2 separate regions of the Homo sapiens genome follow, and region 1 is linked to region 2. The links are chromatin loops, found by intact Hi-C in ENCODE. Cell type or tissue: psoas muscle. All regions are shown on one strand. Each heading gives the region's core, and the rest is flanking DNA. Links, peaks and the distances in the headings are about the cores only. Region 1 overlaps PIP5K1C (phosphatidylinositol-4-phosphate 5-kinase type 1 gamma). Region 2 overlaps ZFR2 (zinc finger RNA binding protein 2).

Evidence for each region. Peaks named below come from ENCODE experiments on the same cell type or tissue, not always from the same donor. Only the 100,000 strongest peaks of a DNase experiment are listed, where the experiment ranks them.
Region 1: it touches region 2 in a loop (8-fold over the local background); 23 of 110 quality-filtered maps call a loop at or near these places.

The regions. Positions count from the first base shown.
Region 1 is chr19:3,661,147-3,671,282 of GRCh38, reverse strand. It overlaps PIP5K1C (phosphatidylinositol-4-phosphate 5-kinase type 1 gamma), which reads left to right. Exons shown (of 18, transcript NM_012398.3): 2 at 3,930-3,961; 3 at 6,369-6,461; 4 at 9,282-9,412. Among named protein-coding and RNA genes, the nearest start is that of PIP5K1C, 34 kb to the left of the region's middle. RefSeq lists a silencer at 5,147-5,256 and an enhancer at 5,186-6,016. In psoas muscle, for the core only: a CTCF peak has its summit at 5,256 (motif pointing left); DNase peaks (open chromatin) are centred at 1,219 and 5,262; H3K27ac peaks cover 2,360 bases.
Region 2 is chr19:3,818,271-3,826,270 of GRCh38, reverse strand. ZFR2 (zinc finger RNA binding protein 2) reads left to right here. Exons shown (of 19, transcript NM_015174.2): 7 at 864-1,041; 8 at 2,868-3,025; 9 at 4,071-4,190; 10 at 4,792-4,931; 11 at 5,981-6,089; 12 at 7,036-7,226. Among named protein-coding and RNA genes, the nearest start is that of MATK, 36 kb to the right of the region's middle. RefSeq lists an enhancer at 4,312-4,471 and silencers at 7,309-7,509, 7,546-7,840. In psoas muscle, for the core only: CTCF peaks have their summits at 4,173 (motif pointing right) and 4,885 (motif pointing left); a DNase peak (open chromatin) is centred at 4,220; H3K27me3 peaks cover 3,409 bases.

The DNA.
Region 1 (10,136 bases), core at 1,192-9,191, 160 kb after region 2:
GACCCAAGCGCTGTGACCTCTCAGCATCGGGGCCACTGAGGAAAACAGCTGAGTCACCCAAGTGGGTGTGGGGGGGCCCCAGAGGGGTGGTTTCGCGAGTAGAGTCAGGACTGTGGGCAGGGAGGCCCCAGACAGGCCGAGCAGGGGGACGCCCGGGCCCCCGATGAGGTCTGGAACGTCCCGCCCCGGCCCACCGCTGGCTTCCTGCCCTCTCTTCTTTTCCTTCCCCCACACCCTGGACGTAAAACCGTGAATTGTTCTGCTCCCGGGCCGCCAACCCAAACATCACGTCAGCGTCCAGCACCTTCCGCCCCGCCGCGGCCCAGAGCAGGCCCTTTGTGGCCTGTCAGAGACCTGGGGGCGACTGGCCCTGTCCTCTGGAAGGACAGAGAAGCAGCCCGTCTTTCCCTTCACCGTGGCAGCCGGAATCCTGAGTCACCCCACTCCCTCCGTCCCCGTCCCCGCCCCTGCAGTGAGCACCATGGGTCTGTCCCCCAGATCCCTCCAGGGCCCACCCGCTGCCCACCCAGCCCTGCAGGGCATCCAGGTGGCCCGAGGGGAGGACCCTTCAGCTGTTCTTGCTGCCTTGAGAAGTACGCCCCCTCCCACCCAGGGCTGGGGTCCTCACTGGAGGGCTCCGTGTGAGGTCCTGGGCTGCCCAGACAAAGTCCCCGGGACTGGGGGGCTTGGAGCAGCAGGCCTTGAACAGGCGTTTGTTCTGGCTCAGCTCTGGAGGCCAGGAGCCTGAGGTCCAGGAGTGGGCAGGGCTCTGCCCTCCCGACCGACCTCGGAGAAGCTCCACACCCCTCTGCTCCTGGTGCCTCCGGGCATCCTTGGCGTTTCAGGGCCTGGAGGAGTGGTGCCCTCCCCGCCTCCACCCCACACGGCATCTTGGCCTCCCTGAGCGGCTTCTCTTATAAGGACAGCGGTGGATCCAGGGCCCACCCCACTCCGGCATGACCTCATCTTACCCAATGACATCAGCAAAGACTCTCTTTCCAAATACGGTTGCAGGCTGAGGTTCTTGGAAGGACGTGAATGTCGGAGGGACACCGTCCAACCCCGCACCCTCAGGCAGGCGTGGGGACTGACCACGACTGCAGGGGCCCACCAGCGTCTCGAATGCGGCCCCCTCCCCACCTGCCGCCTGCAGAGGCTCCTGACCCCAGCCCCCTCCCCACCTGCCGCCTGCCCCAGGTTCCTGACCGCAGTCCCCTCCCCACCTGCCGCCTGCAGAGGCTTCTGGCCCCAGCCCCCTCCATACCTGCTGCCTGCCCCGAGGCTCCTGACCCCAGGCCCCTCCCCGGCCTGCCCCTGCCCCGAGGCTCCTGACCCCAGCAAAGTTTTCCACCTCGTGCCTTCGTCTTGTCTCCGGCAGTTCTGACCCGGCAGCAGAGCAAAGCTATGGGCTGCTCCACCAAGTCGCATTCAGTTGCCTTCAGTGCCCGCGGTGGACGTGTTTTCAGACGGCAGGGCGGTCACCGGGGTGCAGCCTCTGGATGGGACACACGTGGGTCTCCCGTGCACCCACCGAGAGCAGCACAGTGCCCATGGGGGCCGAGGGGCGCTGGCAGGGCTGATAGGGTGGGGCATCGCCGACCCAGGCCCAGGTTTGACTTTCCTTCTCCTTCTGTGTGACCTCGGGTGGGTTCACCCCTCCCTCTGAGCATCTCTTTCCGCGTCATAAAACAGAAGGGCTCCCGCCTTCTCTGCACTCTTTGCTGGCTTTGTAAGGCCTTGGTCCAGAAAGACTTTTTGTCTCTCGGGGAAATTCTCCTCTGTCCCCTCTCCCGAGTCCACACCCAGCCGGGTCCCCACCCCTGACGGCCCCCGTCTGCACCGCGGACTCCGCACCCACCTCCTCACCTGTCTGCACCTCCCTGAACCTCGCCCAGTTGGCCCCTCACATGTCCTGGCCTCCCCTGCTCACCTCAGCCGGCCTGGAAGCCAGGGCCAGACCAGTTCCAACGCACTGCTGCCCAGCCCAGAGCAGGGAGGCAGCCAGAGGGCCGAGCCCTACGGAGCAGGGCACCTGCCGCACCCTCCTGCACACACTCCGGCGCAGCCTGAGTGTCTCCACGGGCTCATAATAATCCCCTTTGAGGGCCTGCCCCAGCACCCCCAGCTGCCAGACCTCAGCCAGCCCTCCCTTCCCCAACCCTCAGCCTCTTCCTCTAGGAAGGGGGAATGGAGTGAGAAGATGCTGGCAGAGCTGGGGTGGAGTCAGCCCTGACCCACAGCCCCTGTGATTGAAAAGAAGCATTTGTCTCCATGCCCCTGGGCCCTGGGTGGTGCCAGCATCGGAATCCAACAGGGAGGCACTCCCCTTCGGTACCCGCCTCTGCATGAGCCTGGAGGACGCTGCTGTTATCCGTGCAGCGTGGCTGCCTCAGCCACCTTGTGACCTTTGTGCTGCCGTTCCCTCCGCCTGGAACTCCCTCCGGCTCCCACGGCATCCTTGTTCGGCACTGAGCTCAGACAGGACCAGCCCAGGGAAGCCCCCCCTTGCTGATCCGCACCCCGCCTGTCACCCCACATCAAACACCCAGCCCTGCGCCCACCCCTGTTGACCGTGAGCCCCTTGAGGGCGAGACCAGGTCTTCCCCAGGCCTGCATGGTGGACGCCAGCACGTGCGATCCCTGCAGTCGCTGACATCGCTTCCCACCTCAGGGCTCCGAGGCCAGGAGTCCAGCCCCAGAACGGGGCCTCACCAGGCTAAAGTCAAGCTGTGGGCAGGGCTGGGCCCAGCACAAGCTGCAGAGGAGAATCCGTTTCCCCCTTTTCCCAGCATCTAGAGGCGCCCGCATCTGTCGGCTCAGGTCCCTTCCTCCCTCTTCACAGCCACAGCGCAGCCTCTTCCAGTCTCTGTCTGACTCACCCTCTCGCCCCCGCTCGTGAGGACCCTGTGAGGACATCGGGCTCCCAGGTCCCCCAGGATCATCTCCCGTCGGTCTCAGGGCCTGTAATCACAGCTGTAGAGTCTGTTCCCGTTCTCCAGATGAGGACCCCAGGGCCCTGCTGCTGGGAGCCAGGGCTGGGGATGTGGTCCTGGGTCCTAGGAGCTGAGTCTCGCCTGCTCCCCTCGTCCCAGCCTCCTTGCATGGAGGAAGGTGCTCCCGGCTCAGCCCAGGCCTGGGCTCGTTGGCTCAATCCTGCAGGCCTCTGTTGTCCTCTCTGGAGCTGCGGCCCAGGCCCTGCTGCGCTGACCGGAGGCTGCGGGCCCAGGAGCCAGGGCAGGGCTGGGGGTCCCCTCGCAGCCTCTCTTACCCTTCCACAAACCTCACTCTGGAGAGGGGCAGGGAGGGCGGCAGCCCTGGGGACCCCTGGCCAGTTCCCACTGACCGCAGCTGCCCAGGTGCTGGGCGCTCCCTGCAACTCCAGCCTGCCCTCGCCCCAGCGGGGGCCTGCCCCCCCTCACTCCCCACGCTGGCACCTGATTTCCCCATGCCCGAGCCTCTCCTGGCGCCTGCCTCCGAGGAAGCGGGGCTTGGTCAGTTCAGACCTGCTCAGTTGTTGACTGCCCAGAACCTCATGTCTGGGTGTGAAGGGGGTCAGAGCCGGGGGAGGTTTGCTCCCTATTTCCCCTCCCCTCCTCCAGGCAGGTCCAAGCCCCAGGCCCTCCGTGGTGGGTGCCAAGCCTAGGCGTCACCAGCTGCCCATCTCCCTGAGGCTGCAAAGCCTCTCCCCTGCTCTAGGCCCCAGTGGCTGCCAACCAGGGTGACCATGGCAGGCCCCAGTGGCCCCCACCCTCATCACATCCTCCCAGCGCACTCAGTCCATGTCTTCACTTGTGTGTAGCCTTGAGACCAGCCCCACGCGGAGTTACACACGCCAGGCCTGGGGCGCCAGAAGGTGGGCCGGGGGCTGGGCCCAGGACTCCCAGAGGTCACCGGTTTCCTGTCTGATACCCAGCTTGTCTCTTCTGCAGGTTTGGCTCAGAAGAAGGCGGCCCCAACAGAGGTGAGTGTCTGGAGCGGACGAAGGGCCTGGGGTCCCCACCCTGACCTGCTGCCTCCCTACTCGCGGAGAAGCTGTGTGGCCTGGGGCAGCTCACTACACCTCTCTGGGCCCCAAATGCCGTCCAGTGTCCACAAGCAGGATGAACGTGAGGTCTACACCAACTGCGTCTTGAGAGGTCGGGGTGAAATTCCGTGATGGAGGAGGGGGCCCTGCATCTGAGGGGCCACACCCTCAGTGGCAGGGGTGCCTGGTCAGGGCTGCAGGGGCAGGAAGGGCTTCTCTGGGTTCCAGGCCACGTGGAGCCTGGATTCTGGGGGGTGGGCGGTGGGGAGAGAGCAGCTCTCGCCGGGGGACTGGGGGCAGGAATGGAAGACCTGGCTGGAGGGTTAGACGCTGCCCAGAGGGCGATGCCCGAGGCTACCAGCTGCACCCACGCCCTCAGTGTCTGTGAGCCACACAGGCGTAGTGCACAGTGAGGCTGTGTGCAGCCTATGTGTGCATGTTTGCCTGCGTGCGTGTGTGCACGTTTGTGTGTGTGCATGTTTGCCTGCGTGCGTGTGTGCACGTTTGTGTGTGTGCATGTTTGCCTGCGTGCGTGTGTGCATCTATTTTTGCTTGTGTGGATGTTTGCCTGTGTGTGTGCACGTTTGTGTGTGTGCATGTTTGCGTGCATGTGTGCACGTGTTTGCCTGTGTTCATTTGCCTACGTGCGTGTGTGCACGTGTTTGCCTGTGTTCATGTTTGCCTGAGTGCATGTGTGTTTGCCTGTGTGCCTGTTTGCCTGCGTGCGTATGTACACGTTTGCCTGTGTGCACGTCTGCACGTGTGTTTGCCTGTGTGCATATTTGTCTGTGTGTGTGCACATCTGCATGTACATGGGTCCTGTCATTGCTGCCCGTCTCCTCCCGAGAGCTTTCTCTGCACGTTGGCCCTGCCTTTGCAGCTTCTGCCAGCCCCGTGGCGCCGAGTGGCCTTCTTCCCAGCCCCAGTGGGCGCAGTGGGGTGGGCCGTCCTCTGAGGGCACCCGAGCTGCTGCATCTCCCGTCTTCCCGCATGCAGTCCTCAGGGCACCTGTCCATGAGCCCCATTCACAGGAGCAGTCCCCAAGGCACCTGTCCCACCTGGGCCACCCTTGGCCCTGCGTCCGTAGCCAGAGCTTGGAGGGCTTTGTCCACCAGGCCTGGGACCCTGGGATCCTTCCTCAGAGTCCCCCGGCGTGGGGGCAGTGTGGAGGGTGGCGCGGGTGGAGGGTGGCCCGGGTGGCGGGGTGAATTCCTGGGGAGAGCCTGCCCCCTGGCGGCCACCTGGGAGAATGCAGGGAACATGGCTGAGCAGCGTCGGCTGTGGAGGGAGGGCAGGGGCAGGGGTCAGGGCTGCAGGCGTGTCCCTGGGGCTGATAGCGGTGGGATGGGGTCTGGCCAGTGGAGGGTCCATGGGGTCTCCTAGCAAACGCAGTGGCGCTCCTTAAATGACGGTGCCAGGCGGGGCTGTTCTCCTTGGTTGGCCTCTGTGTCCCTTCAGGCTCCCAAGGCCCCTCCTCACATCCTCCCTCGAGGGCAACAAGCTGAGGCCCCCTGGGGTCGGCGGTCCCATCTGCTGGGACACCCGCGCTGCCCGACAGCTTGCAGGAGCCGGGCCTGACCCTGGCCAGTGAGACCATCTCCCTCAGGGACAAGGTGGTCTTTTCAATCCTTCCATCCCAGCGGTCTCACAGTTAGGGGCCCTGGTGAGGGAGAGGAGTTACGACTCCCACCACCACCTCAGGCGGTGGGTGAGATGCTCTGAGGCTGGCCTGGCTCACACCGTGTTGGCAGGAAGCCTGACCCCCGCTCTGTTCCCACCCCCACCTCAGTCCTGTTTTTTTAAAAAATACCCACTTTACTGAGATGTGATTTGCATACTGTACTCTCTGAAGTGTGCAGTGAGTGACTTTTAGTACATTTGCAGAGTTGTGTGGGGACATCTGTGGTTGCCACAACTGGGAGGTGCTCCTGGCATGGAGTGGGTGGAGGCCAGGAATGCTGCTCAGCACCCTGCTGTGCCCAGGGTGGCCCCACCCCAAAGAACGGTCCAGCCCCAGTGTCCACAGCACCTGGGGGAGACCCTGGAATTAGAGGGCTGGAGCTGCCCAATCCTCTTGCCCTTCCTGAGGAGGCAGAGGTCTCCACCTTGGAGTGAGCGCTTCTGGGTGTCCAGTGTGGGACACTGAGGGGCCCCAGCCAGCCCGCCAGGCGCCCACGGGTGAGGGGCCTCCTGCTGCACCCCGGAGTCGCCTGGACCTGCCCCCTGCCCTGTGCACCCCTGCTGGGCCCAACGACTAAACCTTTCTTCCCAGGGTTTCAGAGCGTGCCCTGTCCCGGTGGGCGTGCTCCTTAGGGAGTTAACGCTTCCTGCTTCCTCTTCCCAGGTTCTGTCCATGACGGCACAGCCGGGCCCTGGCCATGGGAAGAAGTTGGGCCATCGAGGTGTGGACGCATCCGGCGAAACCACCTACAAGAAGGTTCCTCGGCTCCCCTTAGCTGGCTGGAGGGAGCGGGACAGAGCAGAGGGGAGGGGGATCCCACTGGTAGCATGGATGGGGCCTATCGCCCCCGACACAAACCAGGGTCTGCCCAGGGACAGGTGTGGGCTGTGTGGAGGCAGAGGCTGGAGTCCTCAGTCCTGCATGAGGCCCCACTGTTTGCTGTCCTTGCCGGGCGGCCGGGCAGCATGTTCTGTGGCTCAGCCTGGCTGCAACGCCTGCCCGGCTCTGAGTCCCTGAAACCTCGGGCAGAGCCTGGGCTCTCGGCCCTGGTGAGGGAGAGGGGTTATGGACCCCACCACCACCTCGGGCAGTGGATGGGACACTCTGAGGCTGGCCTGGCTCACACCGTGTTGGTAGGAAGCCTGACCCCCACTCTGTTCCCACCCCCACCTAGGGCCTGTTTTTTCAAAAGTAACCGTTTTACTGAGATGTGATTCATATACTGTACAATTCAGCCTTTAAAGTGTGCAGTAAATGACTTTTAGTACATATGCAGAGTTGTGCAGCCGTCACCTCTAATTCCAGAACATTGCATCAGCTCAAATAGCAACTCTGTCCCTGTTAGCAGTCACCCCCATCCCGACTCCCAGCCCTGGCACCCACATCCCTTTCCTGCGTCTGTGGATCAGCCTGTCCTGGACGTGTCATAGAAGTGGAATCACACACTGTGTGGCTTTCTGTGTCTGGCGTCTCTCACTGAGTGTAGCGTCCTCAGGGTTCATTCGCACTGGGGCCCGTGTCAGAGCCTTGCTCCTGTTCATGGCTGAGTCGTGTTCTGGTGCGTGGGGCGCCCGTGCTGCACTTGTCCTTTGCTGCGTCATGGACGCTCGGGTGCTTCACACTCCTGGCCATTGTGAATTGTGCTGCTGAGGACACGTGTGTGTGAGTCTGTGTGGATACATGTGTTCGTTTGTCTCGGGCAGACACCCAGGAGTGGAATTGCCAAGTCACGTGTAACTCGGTGTCATCTTTTGAGAAACTCGCAAACTGTTCTCCATAGCAGCGGTACCGTTTTCACACCCAGCAACAGTGAATGAGGCCCAGCGTCCCCGTGTCCTCACCAGCACTCGTGATTGTTGTCTCTGATTCTGGCGTCCTCATGGGTGTGAGGTGGTGTCTCTTCGAGGTGTCTTTTTGTTTGTTTTGGTAGAGACAGGGGTTTCACCATGTTGCCCAGGCTGGTCTTGAACTCCCAGGCTCAGGGGATCCTCCCACCCCGGCCTCCCGACTGGCCGGGATTCCAGGTGCGTGGCCCCCCTGTGGTTTGATGTGCTTTCCCTTGGTGCCCAGTGGCATGGAGCGTCTTTGCGGGCTTCAGGGCCGTTTGTATGTTATCTTTGGGCACATGTCTGTTCTGTCCGTGGCATCTCGGGGAGGTGAACATACAGGCCAGACCCCCCACCACCCAGAGTGTGGCTTAGGAGGGAGACAGGCCGAAACTGGGCAGTGGCAGAAACCAACTCCCAACTCCCGACCTCCCTCCCTGCCACCTCGCACCTGCGACAGGAGCACTGGAGACCGGAATTAGAGAGCGGAGGTATGAGCCGGCTTCCCAGGGCTAAAGTGAACATGGCGCGAGAGCACACAGTGAGAATAATGCAAACGATGCCAATGGCAAAAATAACAGCAGCCGGCCGGGCGCGGAGGCTCACTCCTGGAATCCTAGCACTTTGGGAGGCCGAGGCGGGAGGATCACCAGAGGTCAGGAGTTGGAGACCAGCCTGGGCAACATGGCGCAACCTTGTCTGTACTAAAAATACAAAAAAATAATTAGCCGGGTGTGCTGGTGCGTGCCTGTAATCCCAGCTCTTGGGAGGCTGAGGCGGGAGAATAGCTTGAACCCAGGAGGCGGAGGTTGCAGTGATCCAAGATCGCACCACTGCATTCCAGCCTGGGCAGTAGAGCAAGACTCTGTCTCAAAAAATAATAACGGGGCCGGCGTGCTGGCTCACACGTGCAATCGCAGCATTTTGGGAGGCCCAGGCAGGTGGATTAGCTGAGGTCAGGAGTTCGAGACCAGCCTGGCCAACATGGTGAAACCCCGTCTCTACTAAAAATACAAAAATTAGCCAGGCGTGACGGCGCGCACCTATAATCCCAGCTACTCAGGAAGCTGAGGCAGGAGAATCACTTGAACCTGGGAGGTGGAGGTTGCAGTGAGCTGAGATTGCGCCACTGCACTCCAGCCTGGGCGACAGAGCAAGACTCTGTCTCAAAAAATAAACAAATAAAAATAATAACAGCAGCTGACACCACGTCCGCAAGAGGGCCAGAACCATTGTGCCCATCCCTGTCTACAGGCAGGGAAACTGAGGCACATAGCGGCCATGTGGGTTGCCCAGTGTGACCACGTGCGTTACATAGAAAGCAGCTAACGGGAACCTGCGTCTGCAGATGTGAAAGTGATCTGGGCATCTCGCTGTAAATGGTACCCCCTAAAAACAAACTCTTGACAGTGAATCGACCCTTTTGCTAAGTTGGAGCTGTTTCAAAATGGGAGAACCTTTAGAACCTAGCTAGCCAACAGGACTGGGAGGGCTGAGTGACGTGGTGCGGCAGTTGCAGCCGAGCCCTGTCCTGGCTGTGTGGCCCGAGGGAGGGTGGCTTCATCCCCCGGCCTGATGTCGACAGCTCAGCAGCCGCAGGACAGGCAGCCCCGGGGACCACCAGGAGGGGGTTGGCAGGTGCCGGGTCCCAAGCTGCAGCTGGTCACGATCTCCACCCCCCGGTGCACACAGGGGGTGCAGGGCAGCGTGGGGAGCAGCCGGGGGCCCTGACACTCTGGTCTCCCTGCAGACCACCTCCTCCACCCTGAAGGGTGCCATCCAGCTGGGCATCGGCTACACCGTGGGCCACCTGAGCTCCAAGCCCGAACGCGACGTGCTCATGCAGGACTTCTACGTGGTGGAGAGCATCTTCTTCCCCAGGTGGGCCGGGCCCCCGGAGCCTCAGGGCTCACCCAGCACACACGTGGCTCTGAGGCGGAGTGGCCTGTCCTGAGCGCCCTTCTCTGCTGAAAGCAGCACCTGGCCCCTCCTGGCGCCTCCTTGGCCTTGAGCTCTGGCCCTCTGTCCGTCAGGACGTTTGTTTGCTGCTGAATCAGAGACCCAATGTAAAGGCAGTTTAAGAACAGGAAAAAGAAAAGATAGAAGTTAGCTCTTTTCTAATCTACAAATAACCAGTGGGCAGTGCAGGGCTGGTCAGGAGGTTCCATGGTGTTGGGGTCCTGGGATCCTTCTGGTCACCCCACACCGCCATCCTCAATATACAGCTCTGTGACCAGTGGTCCCAGGTGGCTGCCAAAGCTCCTGCCATCACGGCTGCATTCCAGCCACAGGAGGCAACAGAAGGAGAACAACAGCCCTTCCCTTTCGGACATGACCAGTGTTTCTGCTCCACTCGTGTCATTGGCTGAGTGCAGTCACGTGAGCACACCTAGCTGCAAGAGGCTGGGGCGGCATGGTCCTGTTCTTGGCGGCCATGTGCCTGGCCAACACTGTGGGCCCCGTTGTTAATGAAAGAAGAGAGGGTGGTTACTGGGGGACAGTCCCATCGGGAGCCCCCTGTTGCTTGTGGGATTGGGCCGTTTCAAGGAAGTCTTGGAGCTGAGCCGCTAGAGGCTCAGCTGCTAGAGGCACTAGGAGGGACCAT
Region 2 (8,000 bases), core at 1-8,000:
GGGCCTCATTCCCTGGCTCGGCTCAGGACAGCTTGCTGAGGGCCCGTGTGAACCCACAGGGGAAAGAGGAATGAGCAGGGAGGCATGGAGGAGGGAAGGAGCGGGGCAGAGAAACGGGGGAAGGAGACTTGGCCTGGGGACCGGAGAGCTAGGGGCCGGTGGGGCAGAGCTGCAGGTGTCACCCCCACAGGCTGGGGCTCAGTCTGGGGGTCAGGCAGGCCCTGCTGCCCGTTGTGGGGTTGGGGGGTACAGGGCAGGTCTTGTACCAGGGTACAGCGTGTCAGAGACAGAGCTGGGAAGTGTGTCTGAGATGGTCCCCAGCACACACACAGTGGCCCTGTGCACACGGAACCTTTGCCAGAAACACCTTGTACCTAGAGGTGCTGAGAATGGGGCACGGCCAGAATACGGACGTGACCATGTGCACACGTGCGTGCAGAACGTGGGTGTCCGTCCAGGGACACGTGCACACCCACCATCCATCCACACATGCTGAGTCCCGGGCAGTCAGGGAGCACTAGGCTGGGGCTTGGGAGGCTGAGAAACGGCCCCACCTGGCAGCCCACGTGGTGGAGGAGGAGGAAGAGCGTCCGTGTGAGCCGGTGAGCCACGTGCTCACACACTAGAGGAGTGTCACCGTGCTAGAGAAGTCACAAGCACGTGTGCAAGGCAGGAGGCCACCTGGGAAGGGCCTTCTGGAGTGGGTGTTATCCAGAGAGCAGGAGGAGAGAAGAGAGGGGGGTCCCTGGGACCGGCCAGCCCACACTCGCGCTGCACGCCCGTGGAGGCCCTTCCTGCCTCTTGAAAAAGGCCATCAGGCTGGGAGCGGCCCTCACGCGGGAGCCCGGCTCTGTCTGTTGCAGGTCTTCAAGCTGCACGCCAAACTGGGGAAGCCCATTCCCACCCTCGAGCCTGCACTGGCCACAGAGAGCCCCCCCGGGGCAGAGGCCAAGCCCACGTCCCCCACTGGCCCCAGCGTGTGTGCCTCGAGCAGGCCAGCGCTGGCCAAGAGACCCGTGGCCTCGAAGGCCTTATGCGAGGGTACGTGTGTCTGTATGCGTGTTCGTGTACCCACCAGAGCCCTGGCCGCCTAGTGAAAGTTTCGTGAGAAAATCTACCATCCAGTCGATTTTCGTCATGTCTTCCCGGGGGGTGGTGAGGGGCTGGCTGGTGCCGTCTCTCCCTTATTCCTGCAGAGCAAGATGGCCTCCCACTGGCCCACACCGCCCTGAACCTTGGAGACCCTTTGAGACCATTTCCAGAGAGTGCTGGCAGAACCAATAAAATGGTAATGCCATTTCTTCCTGTAGAGTTTTTTTGTTTTGTTTTGGTTTGAGATGGAGCCTCGCTCTGTCCTCCAGGCTGGAGTGCAGTGGTGCGATCTCAGCTCACTGCAACCTCTGCCTCCTGGGTTCAAGCGATTCTCCTGCCTCAGCCTCCTGAGTAGCTGGGACTATAGGCATGCACCACCACGCCCGGCTAATTTTTGTATTTTTCGTAGAGACAGGGTTTCACCATGTTGGCCAGGCTGGTCTCGAACTCCTGACCTCAAGTGATCCACCAGCCTCGGCATTCCAAAGTGCTGGGATCACAGGCGTAAGCCACTGCGCCCGGCCTCTTCTGGTAGAATCTGGCCTGGTGCCGGGTGCTGGGGTTCTCTGGAAGCCCTCACCCTGCACCTACAGGGTTCCCTGGGCTGCCACCTCCACTGTGCTCCCCTGCATGCCCTGGTGCTCACGGTGAACAAATTGGGCTCAGAATCAGAGTTATATGGGTACCAGGAAATGAAGGTGGAATCCTCACACCCCTCTGCCTGTGACCCTACCTTCCCTGCGTGCAAAGCCCCAGCTGTCAGAGCTGACCCGCGTTAACTAGGATTACATGCCAGGCGTCTGCTCACTGCTTTGTGTGCATTGCTTCGCTTTACCTCCACGACAACTCTTTTTTCGTGGTTTGTTTTGTTTTGTTTTTGAGACAGAGTCTCACTGTGTCACCCGGGCTGGAGTGCAGAGGTGCAATCATAGCTCACTGCAGCCTCCACCTCCTGGGCTCAAGCGATCCTCCCAGCTCAGCCTCCTGAGTAACTGGGACTACAGGTGTGCACCACCACATCCCACTACTTTTTGTATTTTTTTTTGTAGAGGTGGGGTTCTGCTATGTTGCTGGGGCTGGTCGGAAACTCCTAGGCTTAAGCGATCCTCCCAACTCGGCCTCCCGCAGCACTGGGTTTACAGGCATGAGCCACTGTGCCCAGCCCACAACTCATTTGAGTCAATGTTGTCACCAGTCCCAATGTGTAGATGGAAAAGCCGTAAACGGTGGAGGTGGAATTGGAACCCGGGTCTGTCTAAGAGTCTCTGCCCTGGACCACCGTGCTGTGCGTGGGCAGGGGTCGAGGGAGCCACATTCTATTTTTAGCCTCAGCAGCGTTGATTCTTGAATAGCAACATGATTTTGAAGATCAAACCATCAAGTCATTCTTATAACAAAGATATTTGTCTCCCCCCGAGGCTCCATCATTTCGCCTAACGGGGGTAGGTTAAGTGCGAGCCTTGGTCCGCCTGATACTTCATGGTCTATTAACTGTGGATTTTGTGCTGTCGGTGGGTTCCTCAAGCGAGGGCCTAAAACCAGGGCTTCTCCCCGGATGGATTGAAATTGGCCTCGGTTTCTTGGCTGGGTCACACGCAGGCATGAAAGGGAGAGCGAGGTTGCTGTCCGGGGCCATTCCCCCTGACATCACAGGAGGGAGGGGGATGGCACAGCCTGCAGTCTGGGTGGCTCTCCACCCCATGCCGCCTGGCGGGTCTGCAGCTGCAGTGCTTTCTCCTGGAACAGGGTATAAGTGACATGGTTTTTCCCCTCAGGGCCTCCTGAGCCACAGGCAGCAGGCTGCAGACCCCAGTGGGGGAAACCAGCCCAACCTAAATTAGAGGGTCCCGGAGCACCTACCCAAGGAGGCTCAAAGGAAGCTCCCGCGGGCTGCTCTGATGCGCAGCCGGTGGGCCCGGAATATGTGGAGGAGGTAAGTCGAGGCTGTCAAGTCCTGGTGCCCCGGTCAGGGAAGGACCTTCCCATGGATCAGGCTTCGAGACCTCACCCGGCTTCTCCCAGCGAGATTTACAGACCCATCCCCGTTCCTGAGCTGCACAGGCCAGACCTCCATGGACCAAAACCCCGTGCAGACCCGCTTGACACTTTGGGTGCCGGATTTTGGTATCAGCAGGAAATGAATATGGCCCCGTGAGGGCCAGAGACAGGCCGAGGCATTCCCAACAGGGGACCCTGCGGAGCCGTCTGTCTGGAAGGTGGAAGGGATCTGGGCAGTAGAAAGCTCCCCGGGAGGTTGGAAGCCCTTCTGTCTAGCCCCTTTCCTGGGCCTGCGGGACCCTGGGACCTGCCAAGGTCAGGCTGGTGAGCAGTGGAGCCGAGCTCCTGGGCCAGGTCTGCCAGCTCCCAGGCCAGCGGCAGTTCAGACCCCGGTTGGCCTTGTGCGTGCCAAAGAGGCAGGGCTGGGTTTCCTCTGCCTTGCCTGTAGGCCTGGGATTCTTTTAAGAGAAAGGGTCTTGCTGTGTCACCGAGGCTGGAGCACAGTGGTGCCATCATGGCTCACTGCAACCTCAAACTTCTGGGCTCAATCAATCCTCCCACCTCAGTCTCCTGAGTAGCTGGGACTACAGGCATGAGCCACCACTCCCAGCTAATTTTTGTATTTTTTATTTTTTTTGTAGAGATGGGGGTCTCGCTATGTTGACCAGGCTGGTCTTGAACTCTTGGGCTCAAGCAATCCTCCAGCCTCCCATGGTGGCGTGTGCCTGTGGTCCCAGCTACTCGGGAGGCTGAGGTGGGAGGATCGCTTGAGCCCAGGAGTTTGAGGCTGCAGTGAGCCAAGACCGAGCCACTGTACTCCACTCCAGCTTGGGTGACACAGCAAGACGCTGTCTCTAAAAAGACATACATAAATAAAATGAGCAGCAAGGAGGAAGGCTCCGCCGCGACCTGGCAGCGGTAGCATCTCACATCCCACCCCGCCTCGTGCCTGGTGCGCGTGCGGCTGTTCTGTGTCTCAGGTGTTCAGCGACGAAGGGCGAGTGCTTCGCTTCCACTGCAAGCTGTGCGAGTGCAGTTTCAACGACCTTAACGCGAAGGACCTGCACGTGAGGGGGCGGCGGCACCGGCTGCAGTACCGGGTGCGTCCAGCAGGGGGAGCTCCGACACCCGTCCGGGCTGTGCTAGGGCCCGGCGGGCGCTGGGAGGCCTGTGGTCGGGCCTCTTCCGCGCGTGTGATCCGACGAACTTAAGAGGGAGGGGTGATTTTCTGGGTTTTCAACGTCTTGGTCCTCGTCTCAAAAGTGTATCTTCGGCCGGGCGCGGTGTCTCACGTCTATCATCCCAGCACTTTGGGAGGCCAAGTTGGGTGGATCATTTGAGGTCAGGAGTTCGAGACCAGCCTGGCCAACATAGTGAAATCTTTACTAAAAATACAAAAATTAGCCAGGTGTGGTGGTGCGCACCTGTAATCCCAGCTACTCGGGAGGCTGAGGCAGGAGAATCGCTTGAACCCGGGAGGCGGAGGTTGCAGTGAGCCGAGGTCACACCATTGCACTCCAGCCTGGGAGACAAGAGCAAGACTCTGTCTCGAAAAAAAAAAAAAAAAAAAAAAAAAGGCTTTGGGAGATTTTTCAGCCCAACAGTTCTAGTCTCTGGGCCTCTCCCTGCACCCCAAGATCCTCCTGGCATCCCTGTCTAAAGCAAGGTCCCTACTCTCAGAGCCTTGCCTGTCCTTTCCAGAAGAAAGTGAACCCGGACCTTCCCATTGCCACGGAGCCCAGCAGCCGGGCTCGGAAGGTCCTGGAGGAGCGCATGAGGAAGCAGCGGCACCTGGCGGAGGAGCGGCTGGAGCAGCTGCGGCGCTGGCACGCGGAGAGGAGGTGCCCGGCTGCGGGTCTTGGCAAGGGGGCCTGGTGAGGGAGGGCAGGTCCAGCGTGGAACCTAGACGCCCACTGCTGCAGATTACGGAGCTCCTCCGTGTGAGCTCTCGAGCAGTGGGGGGAGACGGGTGCCCGGGCAGTGGGCACGTCCTGGTGTGGGAGCGTGAGAGGGTTCCAGAGCAGACGGGCAAGGGCACAGTGGCGTGCGGACCTGACACGTGGGCTCCAGGGCCTCCGTAGACGCAGGGACACTGCCGGCCAACTCGCTGGACCACACGGCTGCAGAGGTGCCTTGTGACCTGTGTCCCCCGACCCCCGGTGTCCCTGTGTCCCCGACCTCTAGTGTCCCTGTGTCCCCCGACCTCTAGTGTCCCTGTGTCCACCGACCTCTAGTGTCCCTGTGTCCCCCGACCCCCGGTGTCCCTGTGTCCCCCGACCTCTAGTGTCCCTGTGTCCCCCGACCTCTAGTGTCCCTGTGTCCCCCGACCCCCGGTGTCCCTGTGTCCCCCGACCTCTAGTGTGCCATGTGACCCCTGACCCCTGGAGTCCCCCTGACCCCTGGTGTCCCTCTGTCCCCTGGTGTTCCTGTGTCTCCTGACCCCTGATGACCCTGTGTCCCCTTACCCTTGGTATCCCCTGAGTCCCCTTGACCCCTGGAGTCTCCTGTGTCCCCCTGATCCCCTAGCGTCCCCTCATTCCCAGTGTCCCCTGTGTCCATCCTAGAGCATTTTCTGATGTAACATCTGACTCTGGTGTGTCCAGCAGCAGCAGGTCTGCATTGGGAAGGGAACCAGGACCTCCTGAAGGCCATGGCTGCCCGGGCTGGGCCTCATTTGCCTAAGGGGTGTCTTTGGCTGCCCCCCACACCAGCCTTCCCAGCCTCAGTCTTCTGTGCATACAGCAGGCACCCATGCAGTGCAGTGGAGCCCCAGCAAGAGCTTTGGCCCTTCCTTCCTTGCTGGGAGCATAAGGCCCCAGTGTTTCTGACTTGCCCCCAGCTTAGGGCCACTGCTGGCCTGACCATGCTCTGTCACGTCTCGGTCCTGCAGGCGGCTGGAGGAGGAGCCACCCCAGGACGTGCCGCCCCACGCGCCGCCCGACTGGGCCCAGCCTCTGCTCATGGGCAGGCCGGAGTCACCCGCCAGCGCCCCACTCCAGGTAGGTACAGTTTCCTCTGTGTGCAAACGCGGGCGACCTCACACTCCCCGGAGCAGCGGACACCTCCTCGGGAGGACCCGGCCTCCCCCCAACTCCCACATAGTACTCAGGGGATGGGGCTCCATGGCCCAGGCCTCCTCACTCCACAGATGGGAGCCCCAGCACCCCAGCCCCTGCCACTGGCCACAGAGATCCCTTCTGCTTCCTGGAGCCCCGGGTGGTCGCCTCCCTTGGGGAGCCTCATGCCTCTGTGGCTACTACTGTCTCTTCTCAGAAGCACCTGTCCCCGCAGCCCGAGCCCCCAGGTTCGATGGGAACTATTTTTTTTTGAGACAGAGTCTCACTCTGTCGCCCAGGCTGGAGTGTAGCGGTGCAATCGTGGCCTCACTGCAACCTCTGCCTCCAGGGTTTAAGCGATTCTCATGCCTCAGCCTCCTGAGTAGCCAGGACTATGGGCGCCCGCCACCACGCCGGGCTCTCTTGTGTTTTTAGTAGAGGCAGGGTTTCACCATGTTGGCCAGGCTGGCCTGGAACTCCTGACCTCAGGTGATCCGCCCGCCTCGGCCTCCCTAAGTGCTGGGATTACAGGCGTGAGCCACCGCGCCCGGCCTCAATGGGAACCTCGGATTTGCACCTTGCTGTGAGAAAGGGTTCCCAGGCTGACTCAAAAGCCTCTGGTCTGGAAATTTAAGAATATGGCCAAAGGTGGCGGAGTTTCCCCCCATTCCTTCACTCAGACCCGAGCTTCCTGCAGCCATCGGGGCAGCCCGAGGTACTTCCCTGTTCCCCACCCCGGGGCTCTCTGTGTGCACTGGATTCTCACCTGGCCACGCTGCCGCCTCGTAACCTGGCTGGCCACGGCCACCTGCCCCCACCTGCCCGCCTGCCCAGCACTCCCCAAGGGTCCCCACAGACCACCCTTGACACGTGCGGCCTCTCCCCACAGCCCGGGCGGCGGCCGGCGTCCAGCGACGACCGGCACGTCATGTGCAAGCACGCCACCATCTACCCCACGGAGCAGGAGCTCCTGGCCGTGCAGAGGGCCGTGTCCCACGCAGAGCGGGCCCTCAAGCTGGTGTCCGACACACTGGCCGAGGAGGACCGGGGCCGCCGAGAGGAAGAGGGTGACAAGCGCAGGTCATTGGAGATCCCCTTCCCCAGGGCCCGGCTCTCAGCCAGGACAGAGGTCAGCTCCTCGGGACGAGACCCTGCAGGAACCCCTAGCTCTGATGGGCCTGGAGCCGTCGGTGGCCCGCGGCAGCTTTCCAGCCCCAGGAGTAGGAAGTTCCCCAGGTCTCAGAGCTGGAGCTTCTCGGCACTGAACGAGGCTGGTTTGCAGCGGGTGATCCGTGCTGTTCTAATGCCTTAGCATTCCCTTTTGCTATTGAAGGCGCATCTAAAAATAGTTCACAAGGGACTGACAGTCTCTGTAAACCTCAGTTTCCTCATTGGCAAAAGGAAAAGCTGAGCGTGATTCTGACGGACTTCTCCGCCTTGGGGAGTGACTGAGTAATCAGAGTAGTTCATGTCACTGAGTGCCCGTGTGAATCAGCTCCCAACCCCTGTGATTCTTAGGAAGTGAGAAAGTCCCCACGTCGTCTAAGTAATTGCCATGGAGATAACTCATCTGAGCGGGAGTTACCTTTTTTCAAAGTCCTTTCCTGCTCTGGCAGCTGCTGTTTGTTGTTGTTGTTTTTTTGTTTGTTTTGTTTTTTAAGAAACAGATCTCACTCTGTTACCCAGGCTGGAGGGCAATGGCGCGATCAGAGCTCACTGACCCTCAGACCCCCGGGCTCAAGCTGTCCTCCCGCCTCAGCCTCCCGAGTAGCTGGGACTGCAGGCGCCCACCACCACACCCAGCTAATTGTTAACTCTTTGTAGCAGGGAGAGGTCTCGCTATGTTAGCCAGGC